2 separate regions of the Mus musculus genome follow, and region 1 is linked to region 2. A link is a loop called in an ENCODE intact Hi-C map of the cell type or tissue named here. Cell type or tissue: left cerebral cortex. All regions are shown on one strand. Each heading gives the region's core, and the rest is flanking DNA. Links, peaks and the distances in the headings are about the cores only. Region 1 overlaps Cpeb2 (cytoplasmic polyadenylation element binding protein 2). Region 2 has its middle 38 kb from the start of Gm43699.

Region 1 (15,272 bases), core at 4,223-6,722, 150 kb after region 2:
AAGGTCTAGGTATCTTAAGACAAGGCCATGGGGGAGCCTGCACCCCATACCCTGTGCACTATTTTCTGCCCCACAACCCTGCCTGCTTTCCTGGAGGCCTGCTGGCGTGAGGGACACCAAAAGCCAAATGCAGATAGATTTAAAGCTCATGAACGAACTTTTGCCTGAAGCAGAAATAAGACCAGCTGGCTAAAATTTCTGATTTAATAAAGGCTCTAAAATTGAAGAAGAAGAAGAAAAAGACAACGGCATGGTTTCTGTGGATATATTATGGCTTTCAGCTTATTGTTTTATGGATTCCCAAGTGTATGTACAAGTGGGTCTCTGATTCTTCTGTCTTCTCTTGGGTTCATTTTCTTCTGTTTGTCTTGTCCAACTCCAACATGTTAGTTTTTTGTTTTATCAAATTATACTATTTTATATTTTATTATATTCCCTTAGGACCCTGTTTGTTTCCTAATGAGACAGAAATGGAGTGAATCTGGCTGGGTGGGGAGGTAGGCAGAAACTGGGAGACTAGAAGGAGGGGAAACCATAATCAGGATATATTTTATGTGAAAAAGTAATCTCTTTGCAATAAAAGGAAAAAATAAAATAAAAATCGTCAAGATTACAAAAAGGAAAGGACATGAAGATCACAGGGCTTAGCTCCCCAGGGCTATGGGGATACCCCAAACACATGCAATAAAATTGTGTGCATGCTTACCTGATGTGTTTGCATGTTTTTGAAAGAGCTGTATAATTAAACAGATGCATCTTGTGATATATCAAAGATAAATATTTATATTAAATATTTTATAATAACCATGAAGACAGAATAGTGGAAATGCTAAGGATAGGTAAGCTACAGGATATCAAAACATAATACTAAAAGCTTAAAGAAATACGAAACAACCCAATAAGGAATCCACTAAAAAATGCAAAAGTCTTCAAGTGGAAGAAGGACAAGGGAGTGTAAGTTTTTGGCCATATCTCACTTTAACTTTTGTACATATACATCCTAGTTTTAAAAACACTTACAAGGTTGGGAGAAAAGATGATGAAGATTGCAAATACCTTAAGTTATACATAGAAAAGCAAGACTGAAAAAAACTACACAGTTAAATGCCAGTATTATTTACTTTGCATTACTGCTGGTGGTATTAAAATTTACGTTTCTAGTTTTCCATTAATGAGTAAAGGCTTTCTATGATGGAAAATACTTTAAGAGATTAAATATGCTTTTGAAGGAAAAATTCTAAGATACTGCTCCTCATATAAGCCAAAATTTATATACCAAATATTCCCAAGTACTTCATTTTAGCGTTATAAATTATGTATGAGATGTATGCTATATATAAGAATTTATTAAATTGTCCACTTTCAGAGATAAAAACTTCTACTTTAAATCACAAGAAAGATATGAAGTGACTTTCAAAATAATATTATGTATCTGAATTGGCACAAATGCACTGTAATTTCTGTATGATAAAGGCTTTGGTTTTGAAAAATGAAGTTCTAGTGTTATAATTCAAGAATTTGCCTAAATAATCAAAGATGCCTAAAGGAAATAAGGGCATCCATGCTCTCAAATACTGCTATTGACAGAGACAGCTACCTGTAAAGAAATAAGACTTTCAAATCTCTACTGGTGTTTTAGTTCAAGTAAGTTTTCTCTGACAAGAACTTCCACAGAGTTGTCTCCTTCCCCTTTAGACTGTAGATCCTCTCACTGAGAACACAAGTCCAAAGTCGTGTAAGTTGTACTTCCATAAACTCAGTTCTGAGTAGCTATGTGATAAAATAAAATATTAAGTTTCCAAATTTATTATGAGAATGACTACTTCAGCGTCAGGGTGCATTTAGGAAAATGTGTATGTGTTGCGTGTTTCCTTTTCCTAACCAAAGCCCATGGAATAAGAGAATATCATGCACTCTTTCATAAACAAATGAATTTCAAAAATCACACCACTTAAAGCATAGAGAACAGGTCTTTCTTTTTTCCTTTTATAGGTTTGGTTTTCAGTTTAAATAGGGATTCTTGTATAACCAAAAGGTGGCCTCAAATTCACAGGGCACTCCTGCCTCCGATCTTTCAAGAGGTAGGATTTACAGACCAGCTTCCTTTGTTTTCTGTTTTTCTAAAAAAATCATTCTAGTATAGAAACTAAAATGTCTGAAGCCAGAAGTACTTTAGGCACTGGATTTATTGTTGAATTTTAAAATATTTAATATTTATATATTAAATCATACAACGCATTATTTTGATATGATATATAAATCCAAATATTAAATTCATTATGATTTACATATATAATTTAAAGATAATTTTGTACAATATTTTTATTGTAATATTTTGATTGTAACATATGAGGAAATGTAAAATTTTCTATGTAAAGCATCAAGTTTTCTACTTTGCAATATTTGGGATTTTGGATTTTTAATCTTCTGATTTTAGTCCACATCCTTTTGGTAATTGTAAAATGTTTGGCACCAGGAATCACAGGTGACTGTAGGAAACCATAGTCAATTTTGAGGTTGTATTCCTCTGTCAGAGGGAATAAGGCAGGGCCTTGTAGCAGAAATCCATAAAACTGTTTCACAAGTTTATCACTGATATGTATCAATTTATTTTGCTTTAATAAAGAGATGCACTAAGCATTTCCAGTTTTTCATAATTATTTTTGCCCTTGTTCTCCTATCCCAGAGTTTCTAGCAATGTGTTTTTAATGAACTACACAGTTGTGGAGAGTGGACCTGACATAAGCTGGAGAGCCTCTGTCCACTCAAAAGTTCCCAAGTTCCAGAATATAACTTCTCACACCAGAGGCTTCGAATACAGCTAAGTTATTTGTGCCTTTGCACTTTACTCGCTTTCACAAAATCACCAGGAAAGAAACAGACGGCAAAATGGGAAGAGAGCAAAAATCTGGTATTCCACAAACAGTTAAGAGGTTCCTATAGCTTAGGGGTAGGCAGGCTCCCTAAAGTCATCGAGGCTTCTTGCTTCCAAAGCCCTACACATGGGAGTTTATCAGTGAGTAACAGAGCTGATACTAGGTAATAAAATCTCAGTTTTTAAAAATCCTTTGAAAAGCATGTACTTTAAAATATTTGTTGGCATAAAATCCCATTCTGAGTTCTTGTGTTCTTGAACTACTCAGGGAACAGTGGGAAAGTCATTATGATCATCTCAGGAACTGTTACCCAAACTGTATTTCTCCCTATAGTCTTTAAGTCAATTTTTATGAGTTGAAATTCATTTTTTTTGTTGTTGTTGTTCTTACAGTTTGAGGGAGAGCACTGTGTTTAAATGCTTGCACAGCAAGGCCTTTTTTTTTTTTTTTACAAATTGTTGGAGGCAGGAGGAGGGAGGGTTTAACAATGATCTGCCTTGTTCTTTTGTTTAAAGGGGAATGAACTGACTCACACAAACATAAAAAGATCACAGACTATTTTAAGTATTTACTTAATATAAAATGGTAAAATGATGAAACTACTTGGCAAGCGTGATTTTCTTTAAGCACTTAAAATTCCACACTTATTCTTCCTTTGGAAAGAAAGCAGTTTGCCTAGCATTGGGACCGTCATTAGAAATAGTGTGTCAGCAGAGAGATCACACTGCACATAAATAAAGCAGTTGGGTCAGAAGCATTCAGGCCGAGCAAAGCACATCACAGTGTGTTAGTGTTTCTGATTCCCCAGCAAAGGACAGCACATGTCTGACAACACTGAATGAGCCAACAGTGTCATGTGGCCCTCAACAACAAGCTGAGAGCAGTCTTTCAGTTCTCCAAAAGTTAAAATCTCATATATGCCTCTCCATGAAATAACACTTTCTCCCAACAATTCTTCATTGCTCTACTCCAGCTTTGTATCAGAATTGCCTTTATTCCACACATAAGTTAGGGATAACTTTCCACATACCCTCTCTCTACACATCTTACTCCTCCTCCATGGTATTTCCAACTCCTCTATATATTTATAGTTTGGTATATGGTCTCTATCTTTCCCCAGAAGGCTATACTTTGCACATGGATAGAGAACTTGGCTTTCTTCACAGTATACATCCTCACAGTGCAGTCGGCAAAGGATAAAGTTGTCACAGTCAGTGCCATCTCTGGCTGCCACCATTTACTATCTGTATATCTCCAACAAGATGAGAGAGCTTTCCTATCGCTATACTAGACCATAAAAACCTCCTTCTTAACTTTTGAAATGGGTGCTGGAAAAGGGAAGGAGCTAGAGCAAAGGATTTTCGATGACAGTGAGCTGAGAGGTTGTTTCTGTGAGTGAAGTCCCTTACATCTTAGTGAGATCAGTACTTTTCACATTCTATTCACCGTCTCAACTACTTGCTCTCTGCTCATAACCACTTTGAATAGCTTATGTTTTCCTTTAAACTTATGAATGGAAGTAAATGAGAAATTATAGATTTGCCTTTGACTCCTCAAGAATACAGTGTCCACAAAGGTTCCCACCAGTGCTTGCCTCTTCCTAATTACAGATCCTGAGCCATATCTGGTCAGTTGTTAGGATACCATGCAAATGATGGTGTGAGACATCTGAGGCTAGGCTCTAGGACACAGACATTCACACGGATCTGTGCACTCACTCTGGGCAGCAAGGGGCCGGGGACAGGACGAGGTAGCACTAGCAGCCGTGCTGTGATAAGGATAAAGCAGGCCTGTGGAGAGGTCTACATGGCAAGGAGCTGAGGTTCCGTTTTCTCCAGTAGCTTTACACTAAATTTCTAATCACACAGAAAGGACTCCTTCAGACTAACCGAGGGGTCACACTGTAGGATCAACAAACCTCTTGGCTGCTACCTCATAAGACCCTTAGCCAGAAATAAGTTGTTTCCCAATTCTAACCTTTAGAGATTATGTAAGAAGGGTGATTATTGTTAATGTTTTAAGTTAATTCTGAGTTGTTCTGCAGCACTAGACAAGTAATACAATCTCTTATTACAATAGAAAGAGAACAAGGAGCTCATTTTGAAATTTGCACTCTCCGAATCCTGTCTATTGGTAGATCTCTTGAGGAAGACTAAGCAAATACTGGTTTCAGGAGACATTTTATGAGAAACACAAATGCAGTCTGTGTCCTAAGCAGCGGAAATGATTTTCCGAGATAAAAAGACAAGAGAAGACTGGGCGCTGCCCTGAACATGAGGGAGGGAAAGATGGGGAAACAATAATCACATCAGGTACCCCAGCTGCTTACTTTGTTTGCCATAGCTCTGCTTAGACAGACTGTGTAGAGGTCCAGCATCGCCGCCCCCATATAAAGGCAGTGGTCCCAAAGTGTGGAGAAAGAAAATGCATGCTAAGCAGGAACCAGTGGCATGAGCCAGCAGGCGGAGGAGGAAGACATCAAGCAGGAGCGTTCAGCTAACGGTGTTGATAGCTACACAGCGGCAGCATAGGCAGCCTTATGTCTTTATACTATGCGGAGATGTTTTCCCAAAGCTTCTTTTCCCTTTCTTGACATAATACATATGAAAAATAAATTATCCCAGTTAGAAACAGAAACTGGCTAACATGGTGATCCCTAAAACTTGCAGGACTTCAATCCTCTCTCTTTTTCAGAGCCTAAGATGCCTTTCCTAACAAATTGAATGAATTCCTTTTAATTTTGAAGTCATTGCTCTCAGCACATGCTGCTGCTGCAGCATTTCCCTCCTGGCCCTCTCTAGATGCCCTTCTACTTTGTAGGATGCCTAGGCTAAAGAAACATGATAATGAGTAGTGTGGCGGTGGGCATTTTCTCTAGCATCTTCCAGAAGCCTTGCTAAGAAAGATCAGGGGAAATAAGTAAGGAAAAGCTTTTCCTCATCTATGGTAACAGTGAACTATCTTGACTTTGTGCTAGGAGTTTTTCTTTCTAAAGAAAACGGAATTTTAATAAAGTTCTTAGTTGTAAGCTGTTAACAATTGTATTCTTTCTTGTATGCCTGCGTTTACTTTGAGACAGTCTTGCTACCTAGCTCAGGCTGGCAGTGAACTGGTGATCTTCCAGCCTCAGTCTCCTGAGTCATGTGCCACCACGCCCAGTGTAAACTCTATTCTGAAATGGAAGACCCGAGGTAAGCAATACTCATTTTGAAAAAGAACAAGACCTCATACAGAGAGCCTAAAAATATATGAGGCAAAGATCAACAACAAAACCCATAAGAAAACAATGAAAAAATCCAAAGCATAACCTTATTAATTTGAGGAACTGTCACTAGTGTATACCAACAATAGCACAGTCCTTAAAATGACAGGATTAGGAAGACAAAAGGACTCAAGTAAGATTCTTAGACATCCCATTGCTGTTATCAACTTACTTGGCAACAAAAAGTTGTTCGTGGGGCAAACATTTCTAAGAAAATTACCTTTCTAGATTAAAACTTCAGATTTAAAAAAAAAATTCATGATTCTGAGCCAAGGAGGAGTTCTGAACTAGACACAACAGTTAGTATACTAGTAAATTCACAATACACTACTCTGCTGGCTACTTACTGATTTGTCACCTTGACACAAGCTAGACTCATGTGACAATAGGGAATCAATTGAGAAAATGCCTCCATAAATTTGCTGATTGATCGATTGATGGATTGATGGATTGGGTGGACCCAGCCCATTATTGATGGTGTCATCCTTGGGCAGGAGGTGCTGGATTGTATAAGAAAGCAAGCTGAGCAAGCCATGAGAAGCAAGCAAGCAAGCAGTGCTATCCCAAGGTCTCTGCTTCTGATCCAGCCGCCCAGGTTCTTGTCCTGAGTTCCTGTCTTGACTCCCCTTGTGATGTACTAAAGTTCTAAGATAAATGCTTTCCTCCCCAACTTGTTTTGACTATGATATTTTATCATAGCAATAGAAACTTTAGCTAAAACGTAGACAACTAATACCTCTCTTTCCTCAAGGTGATTCAATTACAAGATTTTTACCACTATAAAACAGACAAGTGACAGAAAAATTACACGCATGAAGTAAGAATGTTAATGAAATTTCTTCATTTATCAGTTAGTTTATATATAAGTGCTAATTTTCCATAAGCAGTCAAACCAATATGTATATGAAATCGAAGCTATAAAATGCTACCTACCCTTGAGAGGATCGTGCTCTGCTCTCATGATATCAATAAGGGAATTTTCCAGAGAGTGCATATTCAAGCTATCATACATTCTACTTCGATCCTGGAAGACAGAAAAAGAAAAGATATAAGATCTATGTAATCTTAAAGAAAGTTAAAAATATTATATAATATAATCTTTCTCACATAAAATGGAACAATTTATTAATACATTATCATTTAACTTGTATCCCAAGAAAATACTGATACTTAAAACACATTCACCTCTAAAATATATAAAAATTAATGTAATTTCATTGGCAGTATTAACTGAATGCAGTGAAATAATCTCTGATCATTTTTATAAATATTATGCACAAAAACACATTTTCAGTTGCTTCACATTTTTCTCATGTTTAGGAAGGCAGATAAAAGCACTTGGAAAATAATTATCTTGGAGAAGAATTTAACAATTGCACCACACTTTAAACATCTATCAGATACTTAGAAGTGACTTAGTCATCTAAATTGTAAAACAATGAATGCATAAACATCCTATACACTGAACTCTGTAAGACACTAGTATCAGAAAAAAGGATGAATGTCTAGTGTGTTTACACTCAACTCTCACTCACCAAAGTGCTTCCACAGTTTACAATTTTCCCTCTCCCAGCTCCACTGCAGAAGGCAGGCAGGCAAAAGGAGGGAGAGGAAAGGTGCTCACATTCCCATATCCCCAACTGAGAACTGCCTTCTGTACTGTCAGTAGCCTTGTTTGCTCAAAGCACAATCCCTTGCTTGCTTGAAAGCTCTGGTGCCTATATATGTAAGTATATATATATATATATATATATATATATATATATATATATATATACACATACTCAATGAATATGGAATGAAATATATGGGAAACTAGCTAAACATGCTAAGGCCCATATCCTCCAAAGAGTCTGGAAGTCTTTTCCCAAAATATGTCAATGCCACCACCAACTGTATGCTATATACACAAATGCACAAATTCATGCACACATGGGGGAGGCAGGATAGATCATCCCAAACTCTCAAAATTGATACAGCACTGATTAACCTGGATCCACATTTCAAGTGACACTATAAGTCTCTAGGATTTTATGTACCCATAGGTAATTTACACATATTATTTTCTTAAAAAAAAAAAGGTTTATAGCTTTCATCATTTTCCATTGGGACCAACAAACATTCAGATCTAGGTCTTTAGAGAGCTAAAGAGAAACATAGGTTTGTTTATGTATTCCCCTTTGATGTTTAACTAGGGTTGTATGCTTTTTAAAGCTAGGGAGCCAGAAGCAGCACAGCAGACTAAACAAGGTGCTCTCAAGGAATTAGGAAGGGTGAGGAGTAACACTGAATGATGCAAAGACGCTAGAGAGGAGGCTCATGTTCTAACTTTATCACCAAGCACCACCCAATGAGTGAGCTTTAACTGAAAGATCCTCAACATACAACATACCCATCTACAACACTCTTCACTAGAACAAGTGAACTTGGTAAGGGGGGGGGCGGGGCAAAACAAAGAGAATAATGAAATATAGCAGTGCTATCCAGAACTGAACATGTGTCAGAACTCGATGAAAGGCAGGTTAGTACACACTGGTGCACCTTTCCTGGGTCTTATTCAGCAGTTCTTAGGTAACAGTGAAGCTACTGGCCAGACATTATAAACAGCATTAAGCTTTATGATCCTCTACACCACAGAACCTCTTTATACTCTGTCTCCATCTTCTAGAAAATGACCATGTCAGAGTAAATGGTGCCTATAGGCCACTTAAAATTGTAGAAAAAAAGCAAAAGTACTATAACAATAAATGACATAAAGTGGAAGAAAGAAGAAGAAGATGGCCTTTGTGCAAACAAGACCAACACAGTTACTACTGTCTTCATTCCCACTGACTCTGTTTCTACCCTACAGTGTGTGCAAGGAATGTGTTTGTGTTTCCGGATCCTACCACTAAACTTCGAAAGTAATTAAAGCTGGGTTCCTTCTAATCACACATCTAGCTCTCAAATGTCTGTTAAGTACTTCTTTATCTCTGCCATAAAATCTCTATAAAATATGTAAGTTGAGCTGTTTGAGTGGAAAGACTACTATTAAAATGGTAATTATAAAGGACTAAATCCAACCCTCTCCTGAACCTGCTAAGTGATTAAACTGGGGCAAGTATCAAATACCAAAACAGCTTTGCTAGCAAATGAATTTCTAGCTACTGAATGGATCCATGTTATAGTTGAGAACTATTCTTTTCAAGAGACAGTTTAAAACAAATCACATTTAATGATGAACATTCGGCTATAAAACAAAGATGTGCCCTTCTAAGATAAGGATACTAAGTAAAAGATTTACTCAACTAAATTGTCACCAGTTTAAAACTATAAGGAAGACGAGGCAATTCAGCAATAAAAGATGCACACAGCAATCCTGACAGACTAACAAATACAGAAAGTCGTGGCAATGCATCTTATAGTTATCACTGCATGGCTATTTGAAAGTCACTAAGACGTTTCAGAACATTAGACTCTGGGGACAAATCCATAAAGCATCTTTTCTACAGTACAAAAACAACCTGGTAATAAATTAAGTGGCGTTTTACAGAAATAAGGCAATAGAGCCCCATAGTAAGAAGATAAAAATAGAATAACTGAAAAACCTATCGTTGCTTCTTAAAGTCTATTGTTTATGCTACTATCTTTCTTTACCCATACACTAGCCACAAGCTTGTATGGGGAAAAAGGCAGGCATATTATATTTTAACTTTAAAGTTAAGGCAGTAAACACCCTGGGAAAGCACCCACTGCTCAAACACAGTTGGGAAAAAGCATTCTTCTTCTCTGTTGGCCATGTGTGAGTTTAAAGCTCTCTGTTTTCTGAAGTTCAGGGTCCCTGCAGTAAGGCCACTGTGTCATGACACGCTGGCCTTACTCTCCTATCACACACTGATTCTCAGGAGAGCTCACAAAAGAGTCAAGTGACATATTTTCCTAAAACAAGATCTTCAAATTGTGATTTATTTTACATTATATCATTTTGGATGTTTGATTTGTAAAAAATATTTCCAATTAATTCAAGGTAATATCCAGGATGTACAGTAAATATCCAGCACTGAAAACGGCCCAGCAGGCTGCAGACCAATATATATTGATAGGTTTCTCAGGATGTACTGCAGAAGTGACACATATCAAAAGTGAACAATAAATAACCTTAGTTAAAAGGAAATTGACTCTGATTTAAAACATTTAAAACATTTTACGTATTTACAAATGAACATACTTTCTAAAAAAAATCTCAGTGAAAATTCTATTTTGAGGAAATTAATAAGTTACAGTTTTAAGCATGATTTCTTACTAAATGGTAAAAGCATTCTCAAATTTATGGATTTTGGGCACATCTACTATAGTTTCAGTTCTCAGGAGATAGAGGCAGGGACACCTCAAAGTTAAGACCAGCTTGAGCTATAAAGTAGCAGCTTACTCTCAAAAACAAAGAAGAAAGCTTAGCTTGAGAGAAGTCAGTAGAGAGATCTACTAAGGGGACCGGGCAGGTAGCTCAGTTGGTTAGGTGCTTGCCTCACAAGCATGAGGTACAACCCCCAAACCCATGCAAAATCTGTCATGGTGGAGAGTTCTTATGATCCCCAAGCTGGGAGGTAGAGGAAGGAGGGTGCCTGGGACTCACTGGCCAGTCATCCTTGCCTAATTGGTCACCAATTCCAAGGGATGACACCTCTTCATCCTCATGTGCATATGTGCACACACCTTACACACATGCATAACTCATGTGCATATGTGCACACACCTTACACACATGCATACACTCATGTGCATATGTGCACACACCTTACACACATGCATACATACACACACTAAAAAAAAAACTGACAATAATTTTTAAAGTCAGTAGTGGACATAATTTACATGTGCTTTAAAAATATTTTAAATTTGAAGTTTTCCCATAAAAATATTAAAAACAAAAACATCAATCCATAAAATTTTACTTGAAACAAATGACATAAATTAACCTTTGAAAATATTTCTTCCATTCAATTACATGTTCAAATCTTGTTGTAGGTCATGGCTGAAGCATCCTTAATTAAGATATTAGGTCTGTAATTTATTTTAGTGTAGACCTGATTCATTTCAGACTAAAGGAAATAAGTTACATTGTTTAAAATAATGTACTTGTTAATAAAAAGTGTATGATCACAAAAATAAAAACTAGCTCTGATATTAACATAATTGATCATTCTAAATATTTTAATCTTTCTGAATACTGAGGAGTTACTTCACATTTATTTTGAGCTACCAGTGTCAGTTTACCTAGCCTCTGTTGTGTTTTCTAGAACTCCAAACACTACACGCTTTTATGGAAAGATAGAAACAGAAAAGAAGTATAATGACTGACTACTTAAAGAAGGCAATAAGGTTATATATATATTTGCATTGTCTGAATTCAAGGCTTTAGTCTCCCAAGCCTGTTATATATTTTGAAAAAGCAATACAGTCAGTGTTAGGAGAACTGGGAGACCAGGGAAAAAAAGAAAAGGCCAAACAGATCAGAGGCTGTGTAAGAGTTGGCCTACAAAGGTTTTGCACGGTATAATTCAAGGTCCTTCTTTATAGACGAGGCTATGACCTAGAGATAAAAGCCATAACCAGTGGTAAAGAATACAGGTAAGAAGATGACTCAGGTTTGGATTGCCTTGCCTTCCAAATCACTTATATTCCCATCAGTCATCTATTTTCATCCACCACTGAACTCGCCATCACAGCATCACAGCACTTCTGTACAAACACTAATTGCTCAGCAGTTTCCCAGAAAGTATATCTTTAAGTGCCAAAATTGGAGGGGGGGGGGAACCTATCTAAAATCCCAAGTTATAAAGAGGCACGTTGCTTGTAAAATCCCAAGTTATAAAGAGGCACGTTGCTTGGAAGCCTAAGTAGGAAGGCCAGAGTCAGTCCCTCAGTCCCAGAAGTGAGTCTAAAGATGTCCCTTTCACTGTCACCTCTGTCTACTCTAGTGGCAAGGGCTCAACTCAACACTTCAAGCCTACCCCTCACCCCACACTTGTAAAGGCTGCTTGTATGCTGGTCCCAGGGCCCACTGCTTTTGTACTTACACTTCGTCTCTGAACATTATTTCCCTTCCCACCTTCAAAATAATTACAATCACTTTTCTCTCTCTACCTAACTTCTTTACAGCAATCACAGATTTAAGACACTGCTACCCAAACACAAGTGAACTGGGACTGAGTGAAAGAGAAGCAGAAGCAGTTGAGTGGCGAGTTTACATTCACAAGACAGCAAGCTGAAAACCGCAAGATAACCACTATTTTTATGCTGAGAGCCTGGCAGGACAACTTTGATAAAGAAGCAGGGCTGGTCTACAGCAGTAGCTAGTGACTGATTACTCAAGTTAGCATTAGTCCTCCAGATTGGAAGGCTAGCTATAAAATGTCTTGTTATTAATCTTGGTAAAAATCAGTTCACGCTGCTACATTCCTTGAGGAAGAGCCTTAGCTATGGATTACAAAGATCCACTCACTTAACTTACAAATGAAGGTCAGACTTGGGATCTATAGGAAAAGCCCCTCCCTCTTATGTAAGACCTGAGGTTTCTACGCCCTCCTTTATTAATCCTCATCACCTGGGACCGGTATACACTCAAATTCAGTCTGCAGAAAGACAGATTTAGCATTCTAAATCACAAATATACTGAAGATAAGTTGTAGGATAAAAGCAATAATAAAATGTAGAGTAAAAATACTATGCTATAAGGCTTTTTTATAAAAGTTTAAAAAACAATAAAAAAAAGGAGCTATTCAGAGATATACTGCAAAACAAATGCATCAAACTTCATGACAAACATTGACTGGAAGATTTCTTAAAACATTAAATGTAAAGCTGGATGTTAAATAAACATATGAGGCTGTATTTTAAATGCAGATAATTCTGAAAGAAAGACAGTATCTGTTTAGTTTGAATGATGTTTAAAGTCAGGTGCTCTTGGATATATAACTCATTGTAATAAACACATTTGTTATGATTTCAAAATATGACTACAAATCTTTTAAATTTGAACAGAAACATATTGAAGAGTTTAGATCAAACGATATTGAAAAACTCAAATTGCTTTAATAATCTCCGACATATGCTTAAATGGCATAAGTGAAACGCAAGTGTTCACTCCTACTCATAATGTAAATACTAAACTCCTAGCCGCGATCCTGAGAAACATACACTACTGTGCAGCCTACCTGGTCTATTCTGGATGTTCCGGCTGCAGTGCACCAACTATCTTGGAGTGAATCTGAGCCCCAAGCTGGCAACTGCAAACTAGATCTCACCTTCAATAGCATAGAAGTTTGCATCAGAAATGAGCAGTTCTCTTCCCCATCCCACCCAAGAAAAAGAAAAATAGAAATGAAAAACAATCAAACTATCTTAAATTTTTGTTTCATCCTCTTAACAGTTTTGAGAAAAACTGAATCTCATTGGCAAGAATCACAAAATATTAACAGTTCTGGAAAAATGATTTCCATTAATATTATTAGGCCATCATCAGTTGGAAAAAAAATCACATATACACATATGTCTATATTTATAGTCACTGAACCAGTGAGGTAATTTAAATTAGATTCAGAGTCTTAATATTTTTGTACCACAATCACAGCAGTATTAAGAATAATCTAACATGTACACAGCTGACCACAGAAAAACCTATGCACAACTGCAGTTACAATTTTTTTATCTTGGCTATATAATCGGAAAGACAATTTTTGCTTGTCTATTTAGAAATAGACAACAAGCACTTTTAAGGAACTGCCAGTTAAAGGCTTCAATCTGTATGAGAGAAACATAGTTTTTTAAAATGTTTGGAAGCTTATTTCCATTCATTGTGTATTTACAGAGAAATTCTTTGTTTCCTCTGTGTATTTTACCCTCTAATAATTAAATGATATGCTTAAAAATTAGAACATTAATTTTGTTAATCTTCCTATACGGCTACTGATGCCTCCAACCACCCCACTTCCTATTTTGAAAGATAAACATTAGAAATGAGGATATTTACATACCATTCTTACCTGTAAGGGTAAGAGTGTGTTACTATTGTTGTCTGTCCTGAACACATTATCTTCAATCCAAGATTTTGGAGTCAGTGATGGAGTAGAGCGAGTGAATTTCGGTGGTGCTATAACATTACCCGAGAACGGCTTCTTCAGCGGAGATATCTGATTCATAGTCCCTGGGATCCCCATGTTGCCGCTCCTGCGGTGATCTCTGCCGTGCATTGCTCCCCAGGACATGCTCGCAGTGCCCCAACCGCTGTTCTGATGGTTGCTCCAAGGAGACTGTTTCAGAAGAGGCTGAGGAAAATATATCTATTTAAATTACAGCCCTTAGAGAGCGTATAATTTAAGTTTTAGAACCACGAATTTAATGAGACCATAAAGAAAGAAACGCAAAAGCCAATAGAATATTTCTTAAGGGGCTTCCAAAAAGAAATCTTCCCATCTTGCTATTTGAAATCTTGTTTACTTCGAGTTAGGGAAGTTTTCACCCTCCTATCTACTAAAGCAGTGATGTCTTGTGATAGTTACTAAAAATATACTTTGAAGCTGCAGTTAGCTTTGAAAATCCTTAAAGTAACCAATATTCTACTCGTTAAATTAGTATTAGTTAAATGTTCTTAATGACCTCAGCTATGGGAGCAAATTTTTTAGACCTTAGGCTTTCTAAACAGTTTGGGCTACTCTGGGAAAACAAAACAAAACAAAAAACAGTGGTAACATTAAGAATGAATTGAAGATGCCTTTAAGGGACACGTCAATACAGGGTGAAACAAACAAACAAACAAACAAACAAAACAAAAAACCCAACTTCATTTTCCTGAATTGTTAATTTAACTTTTAAGGTATTTTATTCCAGTTTTCTTTTCTTTTTTTCACTTAATTATCCTTGAACTGCTAAGCAATTATCTGATGCTACCCATAGGTGGATCCACTGAGATACACAATAAACAACCACAGGCTTTGCTTATTTTTAGTAATCTTAAGGCAAGTCTCTGTTAAGTTCATTGACATTCAAAAGCAAATTATATTCAAATATAGAGTCGATGACAAGTTAAGTCATCGAAACATGGAAAATTCACAGTACATTTTTTAAAAGGACCTGGGAATTGCTAGTATTTGTACTGT
Region 2 (15,272 bases), core at 6,531-9,030:
GAAACCTTTTCAGAATGACCTATCTCATATCTGTGCAACTAAGCTTTGTGTCCATTCCCAATCCCAGAACTTTTCACTTATATTCTCTGAGGAAGAAGGGCTTGAAAGGAACTGGCCAAAGAGAGCGCTCCTAAAAAGATTGATTTTTTTTTTTATGAGACTGATGAAAAGGAGACCCCACAAGGAGAGCAAACCGAGCCTTGAAGAGAAGCTTCAGCAAATTAACTTCCACCTTCTCCAGCAAGCACTCTCCCACACATGGGCTTTTTTCTCCATATACTAGAAGCGCATCCACAGCTCCACATTACTCTTCTTGACAGCAGAAGATTACTGCTGGACTTGACTGAGCTTCTGTCAAGGAGAATTTATTGCAATTTTGAAGATGGCTCTTAAAAGAGATGGCTGCTTTGCATTTTTTATACAGGTCCTAAAAATATGTCAGGTTTGATCTTCTACAAAATCACCTTGTATAAACTTCTTGCCTGTCTTCCCTGTCTCCTCACTCTCAGCCTCTCATATCCTTTGCCAAGCTTCTCTCCAGAGAGCTTCACTTCCATGGGACCTGCCCCACATTTGGCAGGGCTTTGCTCTTTTGTTTCATGTGAAATATCTACTTCATGTTAAGCATCTATTGGAAACCTTTCTCCACAAACGCTTGTCAAGTCCCTGACTGGTAATGCCCAAATAGATCTAAAGCCACAAGAATGCAGTGATCAGTCATTGTGGGGAGATGAAAGCCAAGGGGCCCAGACCAGAACTGCATCTATTGGAAACATTTCTCCACAAATGCTTGTCAAATACTTGACTGGTAATGCCCAAATAGATCTAAAGCCACAGGGACCCAATGATCAATCATTGTGGGGAGATGAAAGCCAAGAGGCCCATACTAGGACTGCATATTAAGCAAAGAGGCAAATGTCCTGCTCATGATTTGTTACCATTTACTGAGCTGGTTCTTGGCTAAGTGACCACCAAACTGACATCTCTTTTACCTGCAGGTGCCTATTATGGCTTCTTGGGTTCTTCTGATACAATTCAGGAAGTAGCCCTTCTTGAGATATTTGACTATTTCTGAGAGGTACGAGGTGCTCAGGGGTATGGTTCTTCCACTTGTATTTCCTATGATCTAACCTTACTGTTTCCTTTACTTGTGGTGGCTAGGGCACTCTACTGGGAAGGGCACGTAGGATTTCTTCTTTTTTTAGCACTTAGTATCATGTTGGCATAGTTCTTTTTTGTTTTCCATCCTAAGTAGGGGCCAGGGCTACAACAGACACTGGGATTGGGTTGTGAGCTAGCATTGCATTGAGATTCAGGAGTAAGGAAAGGAATGGGCAATGCGGATGATGATCTACAGTTGGCCATGATTGGATCCCCATCTAGAGACTTTATTTAGACACTTGCCACCTCATCTAGTGGCCTTTTCTTCCCATGACTGGTGTGTCAGCTAACTGTCCATCAGCACAAGCACTCTAGGCATCTACCAAGCTCAGCTCTAGCAGAGTTCCCCCTCATCTACTATGATATTAGGTTTGGTCTTAATTTCCTTTTGCAGCTTCAACATCTTCCCAGGACTCTGAGAGTAGGACCTTAGATCTGTGGAAGCAAACAACTATCTATGGGGCTAATAACACCAAGGAGAGAATTTTACATATTGAACACCAGTACATTAGCTGAGTATGTCGGTAGTCAATAGGAAAATAACCCAAGAATGTAAGGCATGGGGTGGGATGGCTCCCTTCCTCTGCCTTTATGTTGCCTGTAGACTGTGTTTCAACAGAGCACAGCTCCAAGCTCTTTGTCCTATATCCATATCAGTGAAGAAATAATAGCATATCCAGCTAGAGAAAGACTTCAGTCTACCTCTACTTATAATGTCTTATTTACAGAAGTAAACACTGGAGAACAACCCTTCATACGAAGACCGTTGTAGGCATCCAGCCCTAACAGTGTCTGAGAGGCGCTAAGTTTACTTAATTCAGGGTTGAAATAATAAATATTCCAATTTTTATTTGCCTGATAGCCTTGTGATTTTCAAATACAAATTGAAAGAGGTAAGGGAGTTATTTTAGCTCCTTAAACCTAAGCTTGAGTACCAAGGCTGCTGTTACTCCTATTCGGTCCTCTGAGGTCTAATACCTACATGGATGTACCCCCTTATATTAGGTGTTGACAAAGGTTTGGTATATATAGTTCCAGGCTCAGAAAATGTACTATTTATCTTGAGTAGGTCCTCAATGTTGCTTCTGTACTATTTCAGAGAAAACAAATCACCTTCATTCCAAAAATGGACCAAAGTGTCAGGGTGGTACAATACAGAGCTGTCTCTGCACTCTGCTTAGAACCCCACAGTGGTTTATCATTTTCTAGCTTAGAAGTAGCTGCAGTGTGTGGGCCAGTGGTTTTTTTAGTATCTACTCAGCTCTGCCATTATTATGCAATGTTATCCATAGACAGTGACTAAAGAAACAGAACTATCTGTGTTGGAATAAGACTTTATTTACATAGAATAAAAGATGAGATTTGGCTCCCAGCTCTAGTTTGCCACCAGTGGTCTGAATCTTGAAGTCCAACATCCTCACATTAGCATTCAGGATCATAGTATCATGTACTGATGCTGTCTAACTTTGCCTCTTCTGTCATCCTTAGCATCCAGATGCCCCCTGGCTACATTATCACTTCTAAAAAACATGCACACGAACTCACCTGCCCCTCTATCTGATGCTGTTTTATGATTTTGGATTTGTTGTTTCTTCTGCCTGAAAATGTTTACAATCTTCTTCACTTAAAAATGTCTAGTCACTATCCACTTAGTTCTGGACAGCTTTTCTTACTTATCAGTGACTGTCCTGGGTACCCCTCCTCTTTGTTTCATGTTCCTTAATGTTCCTTAACTTCTATGCCATTTTCCATTTCTGAGTCTGTCTTCTCTGAAAATTTCAGAACCTCTTGGGGTCAAAGGCTGTCTCATTGTCTAAATGTCTGTGGGGTATAGCACAATACCAATAATGGGTCAGCTGCTAAATACATTCATGGCTGAGCCCAGGAAGCCAGAATGATCAAGAGAGAAAGAACCAGGTCGCTGGGCAGATGTTGAAGATAAAGAGAACTAAAAGTGATGGATTTGTGAATGTGTAGACATGTCTAGAAAAGCCCATAGCCGAGGGCTATGATATTGCATGGAGATACTGACTCTACATAAAGACCTCTAAGAACTCAATTGGTGGGTTTTCTATTCTTTATTATCTGCACAAATTCAAGGGCAAGAAGCATGCCTTCCATGTTTTAGATCTCCCAATGCAGGGTGATATCTCAGCCAAAGAAAAGAAAAAGCATGACAAGATAGCACATAATCAGGGCTGGGTTATCTTGGTCAGAACACATTAAGAAAAGAGAATGGTTAACAGAAATGATAAGAGTCATAAAAAAAAAAACCAGCTTGGGGATGTTAGGAAAATAGTATGATGGTACCATAAAATTCATTCTTTTTGACTTTCATTTAAAAATACTGTATCGAGTATAGCATAACCACAGATTACACATGTTGTAAGCATACAGCTAGATTAATGTCACAAAGCACCTTTCTGTAACTAGTACCCAGATTAAGAAACAGACTCTCACCATTGTCCATGCAATTTCTTCCCATTTCCCTGGTTATATTGACCTTCCCAAGGAGACTACAGCCCTGACTTTTAACAACTCACATTTGGGAACTTTATATAAATGAAAACCCACGATACATAAACTTTTGTGTCTAGCTTCTTTTACTCAATACAATATTTTGAACTTCATCCCAGCTGTGTGCTGCGGAGTTTGTTCATCTTGTTTGCTGTTTAGATTTCCATTGTGTGCATACACCGCATTTATTTATTATTCTAGTGTTGGAAACTTGAGCTGTTTCCAGTTTTAGCTATTTTTAAATGGTGTGCTTTCATGAATATTTCTGATGCGTGTGTGCATGCATGCAAGTGTGTGTGTGTGTGGTGTTGAGTATATAATTGAAAAGTACAATTACCAGTGTGTAGTAAATTATATTCACATTCTTCTCATTTTAAAATGGAATTACAGCCCAACAATCCATTGCAAGTTGAAAAGATTGTAAGAAGAAATTGCAGTTAACGCATCCAACCTATTAAACATCATAGTTTAGTTACATCTACTCCAATTTTGCTCAGAATACTCTCTTATCATACACTTGGGCAGGAACATCTGATGTAATCCTTTATAACTAAGTGAAGTTCTAATGTAATTTTGCCAAATACCAAATTAAAAATGATAATCAGAATGATGGTGGGGTGTGTTTTTATACAATCATAAGCCAAACCACAAGAAGATGAGAATATTTGTGCATATTCATTTCTTACAGATAAATTCAAACCGTTTTTTAAAAATGATTTTGCAAGTTTATTCTCTCATCTGTGGTGTGGAAAAATTCCACTTGCTCCACATCTTCAACTTTTATCCTCATCAATATATGTACATATGTCCACATGCTTGCATGCATGTGGTGTGTGTGCGTGCACATGAACATATTTATATACATGCCTGATCATGCACATGTGTAGAGGTCAGAGTTGGATGTCATGTGTTTACCATCGTTCTCCACCTTAGTTCTTGAGATCTGGTCTCTTACCGAACACAGAGCCTGTCAATTTGGCCAGACTACCTGGCCAGAAAGCCTCTGGTATCTTCCTGCCTCTGCCTTTCAGCACTGGAGTTACAGGCAGTTGCTAGCATTCCCAATTTTTTACATGTGTTCTGGGGACCCAAAAACAGGTCTTTATGCTTGAATAGCAAGCTCTTTACCCACAGATTCTCCCTAGCATCCTCATCATGTTTTTAATGTTAGCTATTCTGGTATCTACGAATATAGGGACACCTCTTCAGAGTTTTAATTCTTCTTTAGAGAAATTACCCAAGGAGCTGAAGGAGTCTGCAACCCTATAGGTGGAACAAAAATATGAACTAACCAGTACCCCCTGGAGCTCGTGTCTCTAGCTGCATATGTAGCAGAAGATGGCCTAGTTGGCCATCATTGGGAAGAGAGGCCCCTTGGTATTGCAAACTTTATATGCCCCAGTACAGGAGAACACCAGGGCCAAGAAGTGGGAGTGAGTGGATAAGGGAGCAGGGCAGGGGGAGGGTATGGGAGACTTTTGGGATAGCATTTGAAATGTAAATGAAGAAAATATCTAATAAAAATTTTTTAAAAGGAGTTTTAATTTTTATAACTAATGAAGTGAAGTTAATTTTTTTTTTACAGATGACTTGAAACCATCATTTTCCTGATGGCTTATGTGATCTTTTGTTCATTGACATGTAGAAATTCTTGATGTACATTGGATATATGTAGTCTGCCAGATACATAGACTACAATTTCCTTAGCATTCTCTTGTAAGTTTTATTTTTATGCATGTGGTTGTTTTGCCTGCATGTATGCCTGGGTTCCATGTATATGCCTGGGCCAATGGAGGCCAGAGAAGATGTGGGATCCTCTGGAATTGGAGTTACAGATGGTTGTGATCTCCCATGTAGATACTGAGAATGAACTCAAGTTTTCTGGGAGGCCTGCCAGTGCTCTTAACCGTTGAGCACTCAAGCACAATGATATTAATATACCTAATGAACAACTTAACTCCCATTCTTTCTAAGTTTCCCTTAGACGCTTGATCTCTTGCACCCTTGTTACCTCTCAGTCTGTAACTCACTGAACCAGAAGTTTATTTTCTATGCAATTTATTGTTTTCATTAGGAGAGTAATAATAAAAATAAATATAGAGACCATCTGATTCAATGTCCTTGCCTTTTATTTGGGGCAACTACAGATCAGAGATGGTGAATAATTTTCTCCAGGTTATGAATGCAAGTTTCAAGTCCAGCCCGTTTGTCTTCCACTCCAATGCTCTTTGTTTGGGCATAGTAACAATCAAAGGACCTTTGAGTGTTAGGACCAGTTGTTGCCCACTGTCCGTGTGAAGGTTTGTCTGTCCAGAGCTAGAAGATTAAAATGAGGATGGACCACTCTGGCCCTGTTTCCTCTTCCTCCTTACATGAAGAAGAACACGCCACATTTAGCAAGTTCTCACCATGCTCCACTGTGCCCTAGGAGGCCGTGAACAGCATGCTAACTACTTCTCTATTCCAAAAATAGGAAGGGGCTATTTATGTTGTCGAAAACCTTGGGCCAACAGAGAGATGGCAGGCTAAACTCCCCCAGGATTTTTCTCTAGTAAGTAATTGTGCACTAGCCAAAAACCCTGATTACCCAAAGTGGTTGGGAAATTATAAAGTCAAAGCAGTCATTCTTCTCATTGTAAGGATCTCACGAAATTGTCTGTCAAATCCAACTCTCTTCTAGCCAGGGTCAAGTGTATGTGCTGAGACAGCAATGTGCTCTTGGGGACACACAGGCAAAAGAACAGTCTGAGGGGCGGGCTCCTGGCGTCAGAAGAGTCCTTTAGGGACAGAACAGGGCATACAAGAGTAGATTGGTTATTAAGGTAGTGCCTGTGTTGGTAAACTCTGGCTATCATCCTGCTACCTCCGGGATGCTGTGACTCACACTTCACAGCCTGCATGTAGAGAATGCTCCTAAGAAACCGCTCCTAATAAGGTCCAGGATCATCTTTCCATTTAAAGTCATCATCAGTCATTTACATATATACATATATAAATCTGTAAATATGTGATATGCTGGATATATCCAGTGTATCAGAAGGACCCACCCAAATGTGTATTATTTCTATTTTCTAATAGAAAACCTTGAGTTCCACTGCATTATGAAATAATAGTTCAGTACTTTTACAGATGGCACTGTGTGAAAACTTCCTGGCTCCAGGAGGTCAAAGTTGGCCAAATATGCCCAACTTGGGGCAAGTGGCCTCGTGTCGTAGAAAAAGCACAGTTGTGATAATTTTTTCAATTATAAATACTGCCAAATGCTTATCCTATCTTAGAAATAAAATGATGCTAATGTCCTCCACTTATTAATTTCATTGTATTATTAGACCCCATGGCCCCAGTCATTTCATAATGTGCTGTTTAATCTTCATGACAGTGATATAAGGTGGGTCATCTCTGTGAAGTCTAAAACTTTCTCTGTCTCTCTCTGTCTCTGTTTTTGTCTTTGTCTCTGTGTTTCTCTCTCTCTCCTCTTCGTGTGTGTGTGTGTGTGTGTGTGTGTGTGTGTGTGTGTGTGTGTGTGTGTGTGTATAACTAAGAACCCAGGCCACTGTGAGGCCATTCCTTGACTAAAAAGAGAGTGCTGGTCTCAGAGCCCACAGTCCTCACTTGTAAACATTGATCAGTGTCCAAATCTGTGTCTCCCAAGTTAAGCTGTCTCAGTCGGAAATAAATGAAACTTCCTGGAAGCAACATCCAATTTTGAGAAGAGACGCGGATCTTACTAGTCTTTCTTGTGTGATGTCTCAGCACGTGCTTAGAAAGGGCTAGCTCAGCATATGGTTAGAAAGGGCTAGCTCAGCACATATAATAAAGTACAAAACAGAGGAGGCAAGACTTCCTTGTCCCTAGCTGGTTCAGAATTAGCTCAAGACCTGCCACCTTTAGCTCTCCATCTCCTACTGCTGACCCCATTTCCTTTTCCCAAGGACCAGCCACCACTCCCCAGAAATGGAACAAAGAGCAGGTGAGTGCTCTGCATGGCCAGCAGAGGGAGAGCGAACACCAGCCTCCTCCCTTCAGAAAGTGCTTGCTTTGCTCTGACCAGGCCCAGTCCTCTGTCCTGTTTCTATAAGAATAAAGCCAAGCCGGATGTGGCTCCCTTAGCAACTAGCATGGCCGTGCCATTGCCAGATTTGTCTTATCTAGAACCAATACTGAAAACCAATGGAACAGATAAGTGTTTAACACTGATCTGTAAATACCTGCCAAAGTGTGTGTGTGTGTGTGTGTGTGTGTGTGTGTGTGTGTGTGTGTGTGTGTGTATAAGTGAGTATAAGTGAGTAGGTGTGGGTCTATAGTCACAGCTGTGTGTGAATGTCTTAAATGTCTTTATTTTTTATTTATTTCTGAGGAGGGAGAAGGCAGCTTCCAGAGAATCTCAAAAAGGAGAATGACCCAGCATGATTTAAGAGCTTCCTGGGAAAGACAGGGTTATGAAAAAGGTGCCCTGGGAAACCACAAGACCATTCTTAAGCCTCTGGTTTTACAAGTAGCAAGGACAGGGTTCAGGCAAGTGCAGAACATTCAAGAGCATTGATCAATGAAGGATGAATTACAGACTCTTAAATCTCTGTTATCTAACCTCTGTTGGAAGACAGGGAAACATCCTGTGCTGGAGACAGTGCAACCAGTTTTGTAATCAGAGTAGGACTCCTGCGGTGGGGTAGAGGTGTGGAAACGGGAGAGGGGGAGGAGAATGCATGCATTTGTTTCAGCAAGAGAGCAGAGCATGGAGTTTATCCAAGCAGTGCTGTGCATTCTGCCTGGAGAGCACTCAACAGTTTCCATTCTTTTTTTTTTTTTTTTAGGTATTTTCCTCATTTACATTTTTAATGCTATCCCAAAGGTCCCCCATACCCACCCACCCCCCAATCCCCTACCCACCCACTGCTCCTTTTTGGCCCTGGCGTTCCCCTGTACTGGGGCATATAAAGATTGCAAGTCCAATGGGCCTCTCTTTGCAGTGATGACCGACTAGGCCATCTTTTGATACATATGCAGCTAAAGACAAGAGCTCCCGGGTACTGGTTAGTTCATATTGTTGTTCCACCTATAGGGTTGCAGTTCCCTTTAGCTCCTTGGGTAATTTCTCTAACTCCTCCATTAGGGGCCGTGTGACCCATCCAATAGCTGACTGTGATCATCCACTTCTGTGTTTGCTAGGCCCCGGCGTAGTCTCACAAGAGACAGCTATATCTGGGTCCTTTCAGCAAAATCTTGCTAGTGTATGCAATGGTGTCAGCATTTGGAAGCTGATTATGGGATGGATCCCTGCATATGGCAATCACTAGAAGGTCCATCCTTTCGTCACAGCTCCAAATTTTGTCTCTGTAACTCCTTCCATGGGTGTTCTGTTCCCATTTCTAAGAAACAGTTTCCATTCTAAAGCTTACCAGACTAGTCCCTGAAGCTCAACAACATGTGCTCTTATCGACTCTTGACCTATGAAGAAACTGAGAGGCACAGAGGCGGGAAGTGATCTATCCAGAGTGACACAGTTCCCAGGTGTGTCAGAGTGTCACCATCAAAAAAAAAAAAAAAAAAACCTAGCTAGATACATCTTACATCCTATTAATATAGAATATTGTAGTAAGAGCTGGGATTTTCAAATTGAGGCAAGGGAGTAGTCATTTATGAGTATGATGCTTATTTCAAACTTAAGCTTTCAAATGTTGTAATAAGTGTGGAGGGTGTGGATTAATGAATAAGATTTTACACTCAGGTTGGACTGCCTAATCTAGTCTCAGTGTCTCACCTGGAATTGGTCCCTGCCCCTAGAGTGACCCTCACCCTGCCAGGAACAGGAGGTGTAGGTAAGTACTCCAGGTCTTGTGCTCCTTCCTGTTCGGACAGTGAGCTGAACCTCTCTACAGTTTTCCAGGTTTATAACCCCACGAGCTCTTTTTCCTTTCCTTCTCCCCACTCATCCTCTCGGCTCCCTTGGGTCCCTTTCTGTGGTACTTTGTGTCTTCCAAGAAGAAAATGCTAAGACTTTATCACCCATGTAAGGAAAATATTCTAGCACAGCAGGAAGCTGCTAGAGTAAGTAATCAGAGTCTTCAAACATGGTTTCTGGTCTGACCCTTGGGAAAGAGAAAGGGAGAAATAAGATTGAGTTGGAAGAGGTTTGGGCTGCAGTGAGAGTTTCAGTTCTATCTGGCCTGGTGGAAGATTTATAAGCCAGTCGTGGTCGAGAGATCCTGGGTCACAGAGTATTAGACGACTGGCCCAAAGACCAAGTACTCACTGTGTTATATGACCCAGTACAGGGGAACGCCAGGGCCAAAAAAATGGGAATGGGTGGGTAGGGAAGTGGGGGGGAGGGTATGGGGGACTTTTGGGATAGCATTGGAAATGTAATTGAGGAAAATGTGTAATAAAAAATATTTAAAAAAAAAAAAAAAAGATATGACCTGAAGAGCAGAAGCTGGGACAAGTCCTGAATCATGTCAGAGTTGATCTCTGGATCTGCTTCTGGATAGTCCAAATGAAGACATGGCTTGATAAGGAATGTCATGTGGCTGAATTAAGGCTACATCATTGGCTCTGTGGTCAACATCTGCAGAAAGAGAGTTTTAGTTATTGTTCTATTGCTGTGAAAAGGTACAATGACCAAGGCAGCTTCTAAAAGAAGAAACATATATAGGGGCTTGCTTACAGTTTCAGTGAATGAGTCCATGATCATCATGGCAGCGATCCACCAGAAGAGTAGCTGAGAACTTACAGCCTGATCCACAAACAGAGGGGGGGGGGAGGGGGAGGGAGGGAGGGGAGAGGGAGAGGGAGAGGGGGAGGGAGAGGGAGAGGGAGAGGGAGGAGATGGAGGGGGAGGGAGGGGGAGAGGGAAAGGATAAAGGGAGAGGAAGGGGGAGGGAGAGGGACTGAATTGAGCATGGGCTATTATTATTATTATTATTATTATTATTATTATTCACTTTACATCCTGCTCACTGCTACACATCCCTCCTTCTCTTCTGAGCATGTGGGGGGGTCCCCCTGGATATCTCCCCCACCCTGGCACATCAACTTTATATTAGTCTAGGCACTTCCTCTCTGACTGAGACCAGACACAGCAGCCCAGGTAGAAGAATATATCACACATACAGGCAACAGCTTTTGGGATGTTCCCTGCTTCAGTTGTTAGGGACCCACATGAAGACCAAGCTGCAAATTTGCTACATATGTGCATGTATCCAGCCCAAGTACGTTCTTTGATTGGTTCTTTACTTCAGTCTCTGAGAGTCCCAAAAGTCCAGATTGGTTGACTCTTTTGGTCTTCCTGTGGAGTACCTATCCCCTTCGAGGGCAGCAATACTTCCTCCTATTCTTTCCTGAGAGCCCCCAAGCTCCATCTTCCTTTTGGCTATGGCTGTCTGCATCTTTCTGAGTCAGCTGCTGGGTGGAACTTCTCAGAAGTCAGCCAGAGCATGCAATTTTAAAAGCAAACTTCAATGCCCACCCCCAGTGACAAATCTCCTCCAACAAGACCACAGAAAGTGAAGAATATGTGAAAACACTTCTCTTGTGTTTTCCAAAGACTGCCTTGCATTCTGGGCAACTGATTTAGGGGAAAACTGTCCTAGAAAATTAAAAGTCTGTGATCTGGAACTAATGCAATAGGAGTCCTCTGTGTGTGTGTGTGTGTGTGTGTGTGTTTATGTATATATATACACATACACACACACACACTCACACACACACACACACACATATATATATCTGTGTGTAGATATATATATCTGTATATATACACATACATATACACACACATTTTATATATATATATATTACACACACATATATATAGTCCTGTACATAGGTTAAAAAAAGAAGGAGTGCTGATCAAGGGGAATGGAAAAGTATCTCGGTTGATAAGCAGTTAAGCCCTTGCTTTGCATGCATTCAGCGTGAGTGCGATTCTCAGTACAAAGTACAAACATGAAAGAAGCTGGGCCTGGTGGCTGGCGTGCTCTTGAAATCCTTGTGCAGGGATGTACAGCTAGACGGATCCCTGGAGCTTGCTGGCCAGCAAGCATAGCTACTTGATAGCTCAAGCCAGTGAGAAGCCTTGCCTGGAAAATCAAGGTGTTCAGCATCTGAGGAATGACACCTGAGGTTGACTTCTGGCTCCTATGCACACGTATATGCGTGCACTTGCACACATATGTGAGTACACATGTTGGAAACTCTGTCATTTAATGTTGAAGTCTATAATGTCCAGATAGCTCCCCTGAGCTTAGAACAAAACGGAGGACTCCTTTTTCCTGCTAGGTTTCCTCATCTCTACCTTATCCGGGGAGCTCCATTGCCCAGACTCTACCTGAGAAATATCACCTAATCCCTGGTGAGATTACAGGTTCAAGTTCCTGGCATGCTTTTCCATACTAATGAGGTATCCCCAATACCTTAAGCCTCAGCCAATGAGACTTTACCCTAAGAAGAACCATTCCCACTTTCCAAGGAGTACATAGTCCTTGTTCACCCTGCACAAAGACTACAAGCTCCTTCATTGAATGCTGTCTGAAAAAAAAAATGTAACACTGAATTCTTCAGAGAAGATCTTCCCACAGCACTCACCCCCACACCTGTATCCTGCTGCCCCACCCTTCATGACTTCACATCATCTTTTCCAGCCTGGTATGCACTGTGGTCTAGACACCTCAAGGGAATACATGGATCTCGGAACTCAGGTCTGCTTCATCCTTCCCAGCCTGGTGTATACATGCCCAGTGTGTATGGGGTCCAGACACCCCAAGAGAAGATGAGGACCTTGAAATTTGGCTCTGCACCATTTTTCCCTGCTTGGTGTGCAGCAGCCCCTGGACACCCCAAGGAAAGAAGGAAAAATGGAAATACACACACACCCCATTGCTGATTAGACAGTTTAAGGGATTTAGGCACTGGATTGCTGGGCTTAGCAAATGAACTACCCCCCAAACCCAGATAAATTTGAATATCACATTTCTATGTAATTAGTATTTGTATATCTCATGCAATTAAGGACATTTGAATTAAGAAGCAACAGAGTTTTTGGTATAAACATCCCCATTCCATAAAATAAAAATTGAAAAGTAAAATTTAAAAATTGCCACATTTTCATTTGTTTAACTAAGGTATAAATTTAACTGGGAGATCTTTAATACTCTCCACCCCCATGAACTCCTACTGTGATAAAGAACATGCAGGGAGTTAGTGTCACATGTAAACCCAAGATATTCAAGTTATAAGGTTTTCTAATATAGCAAAATGATTCCCAAATGAATGTGTGAATGAAGTATGGATAATTTTATGACACACATTGTATGCTCTCTCATTGTAACATATGTTCTTTGATAAATTTGATTACTTACCCACTAAACCTTGTTTCAGACTCTTAGTCTAGGGAAAACCACACTGGCACAGTAAATGACCAAGGTACTCTGATTCAGAACAAACCTCCAATGTTGAATGGAAAACTAATGGTCTGCAAAAGAACAAATGTGTCCTCTCTCAGCCTATCAGGAGAGAGAGAAAGCAATCTGGGCATGATCTACTTTCAGAAGCAACCTTTGAGGGTTTAAGCAGTGCATTTAGCATCTGTCTTTGGGCTAATGGGGCCTAGAGTTCTGTGGCTACATTTTTCTTAGTTGTGTGGCCTCCTCCAGCTTTAGTTGTCTGACTGCTGTAAAGAACTGTATGAGCTGATATATTTTGCATCCGTTTGTTTCTTATCCAGGCTAAGTAGCATCAGCTTGTGTGAAGAACAGTAATGTATTGCCAATAGCAAAGGTGATGGCTTGCAGTAACAGACTCTCAGCAAACGAGTAAGATCTGGCCTAGTCCTCTGACTTGGTTAGGGTTACAGGGGATGAAAATTCAGTTTAAAATAAGGGAAGGTGGGGGCTGGAGAGATGGCTCAGTGGATAAGAGCACTGACTGCTCTTCCAAAGGTCATGAGTTCAAATCCCAGCAACCACATGGTGGCTCACAACCATCTTTAATAAGATCGGACGCCCTCTTCTGGTGTGTCTGAAGAGACAGCTACAGTGTACTTAGATATAATAATAAATAAATCTTAAAAAAAAAATAAGGGAAGGTTTCTAAGGGCTTGGGTCAGAGAGTTAGCCAAACAGTTAATCGATGTAACCCACATGACCAATGGTAAGAAACCTTTGACTATATGAGTGGGTGATGGCTTCTGATGGAGGTGGGTGGCTTAAAGAAAGAACCTACTGAACACACAGGCCTAAATTCCAGGTCTAACATGAAGTTTTAAAGCCATGGACTTTCATTGTCTCCAGTCCCACTGCTCTTTAGAGACTTCAGGACTGAAACAGTCATCAACTAGACCCTGGCCTATTTACATAATGGCTTATCATCTCCACATGTTGAGACTGCCAATGGCATATTTTAAGCAAATACTCAGTGGGCTGCCCATTCATATCTCTGTCCATTACCTTCCTCATCATTGTGACACACAAGTGGAAGAAATAGCCCAGGGAGGAAAGGTGTCTCTGGAACTGCTATCTCTTTTTCACAATGCAACTGCTGTTTGTGCTCCTGGGAGGACGATAACCAGAGACACAGCTGGAAGCAGATCTAGGCTCTAATACCCAAAGTCAATCTTTACTGGTCTACATCAGCCAGCCAGGTCACAAGTTCCAAAGTCCCAGAACCTCCTGAAGCAGTGTCACCTGCTGGGAACCAATATTTAACTGCATGAGCCAGTGGGAATGCTTTAAGAGTCAAACAAAAATAGTGTCCTTTCTTGGAATCCCAGAATAAGCAGGCAGATGTCTCTGCACTTGGGATGGTTTTGATTGACAACATGGGCTGATGTGGAGAAGAATTGGGTAACCTTCTGGTGTTTGCATATGTATAAGAAGAACTGATGTCTGTCCCACACCATTGCTGGCTTTGTTCCAATATTTGAGTCATTCCACCCAGAAGCTGATCCAATGATCTGGATCCTCCCCCAAGTAAAGAAAGTTGTAAAAATCCTGCTTCAGCAGATCTCTCTGAGATATACCTCCCTCTGAGGGTTATGCAATTACAATCTGTTGCTGGGACACGTCATTAAAAGGCACTGCAGAGAAATGTCATATCTAAAAACACGCTCCAAAACTAAAGAAGTCAAAGTGACTTCAATATTGTTTCTCTCAGAGATCACTGAAGCTCTTCTCACAAATCACCATAGCATTTTCACAAACCCCTTTCTTCTTAACTGCCCCCGCCACCAGCCTTTCATCTTTAACTCCTTCCTCAGTTCTGTTTCCATCTCGGCAAGTCACACACAACACTCATCTCTTATGCCTGTCTGGAAACCGTACCTTTTCAAGGGGTGGATAGCTCCTCTCACTTCTCCTTCTCTCCCCAGAAGCTGACAAATAAGAACAATACTATATTTTATATCCGAACTACCTTCTAAGTTAGACTCATGCATTAAAGGCTTGGTCACCAGAGTGCAGATAGCTGTGTGTGTGGGGGGGGGGGGAGGGGAGGGGGGAATAGGAGTTGGAACCTTTAAGAAGGAAAGCCCCCTGAAAGGGAGTTGGGTTGGCTTAGTTGAGGCTTGCCTTCAAGGGGACCTTGGCATGTTGATCTCTTCC

The links. Peaks named below come from ENCODE experiments on the same cell type or tissue, not always from the same donor. Only the 100,000 strongest peaks of a DNase experiment are listed, where the experiment ranks them.
Region 1: it touches region 2 in a loop (2.8-fold over the local background); 2 of 42 quality-filtered maps call a loop at or near these places.

Annotation. Positions count from the first base shown.
Region 1 is chr5:43,236,476-43,251,747 of GRCm38, reverse strand. It overlaps Cpeb2 (cytoplasmic polyadenylation element binding protein 2), which reads right to left. Exons shown (of 12, transcript NM_001368806.1): 2 at 14,160-14,441; 3 at 13,332-13,421; 4 at 7,072-7,162. Among named protein-coding and RNA genes, the nearest start is that of Gm7854, 8.8 kb to the right of the region's middle. In left cerebral cortex, for the core only: no CTCF peak of the experiment used is centred there; a DNase peak (open chromatin) is centred at 5,252; H3K27ac peaks cover 1,772 bases.
Region 2 is chr5:43,384,252-43,399,523 of GRCm38, reverse strand. No RefSeq gene overlaps it. Among named protein-coding and RNA genes, the nearest start is that of Gm43699, 38 kb to the right of the region's middle. In left cerebral cortex, for the core only: a CTCF peak has its summit at 7,669 (motif pointing right); DNase peaks (open chromatin) are centred at 7,683 and 8,288.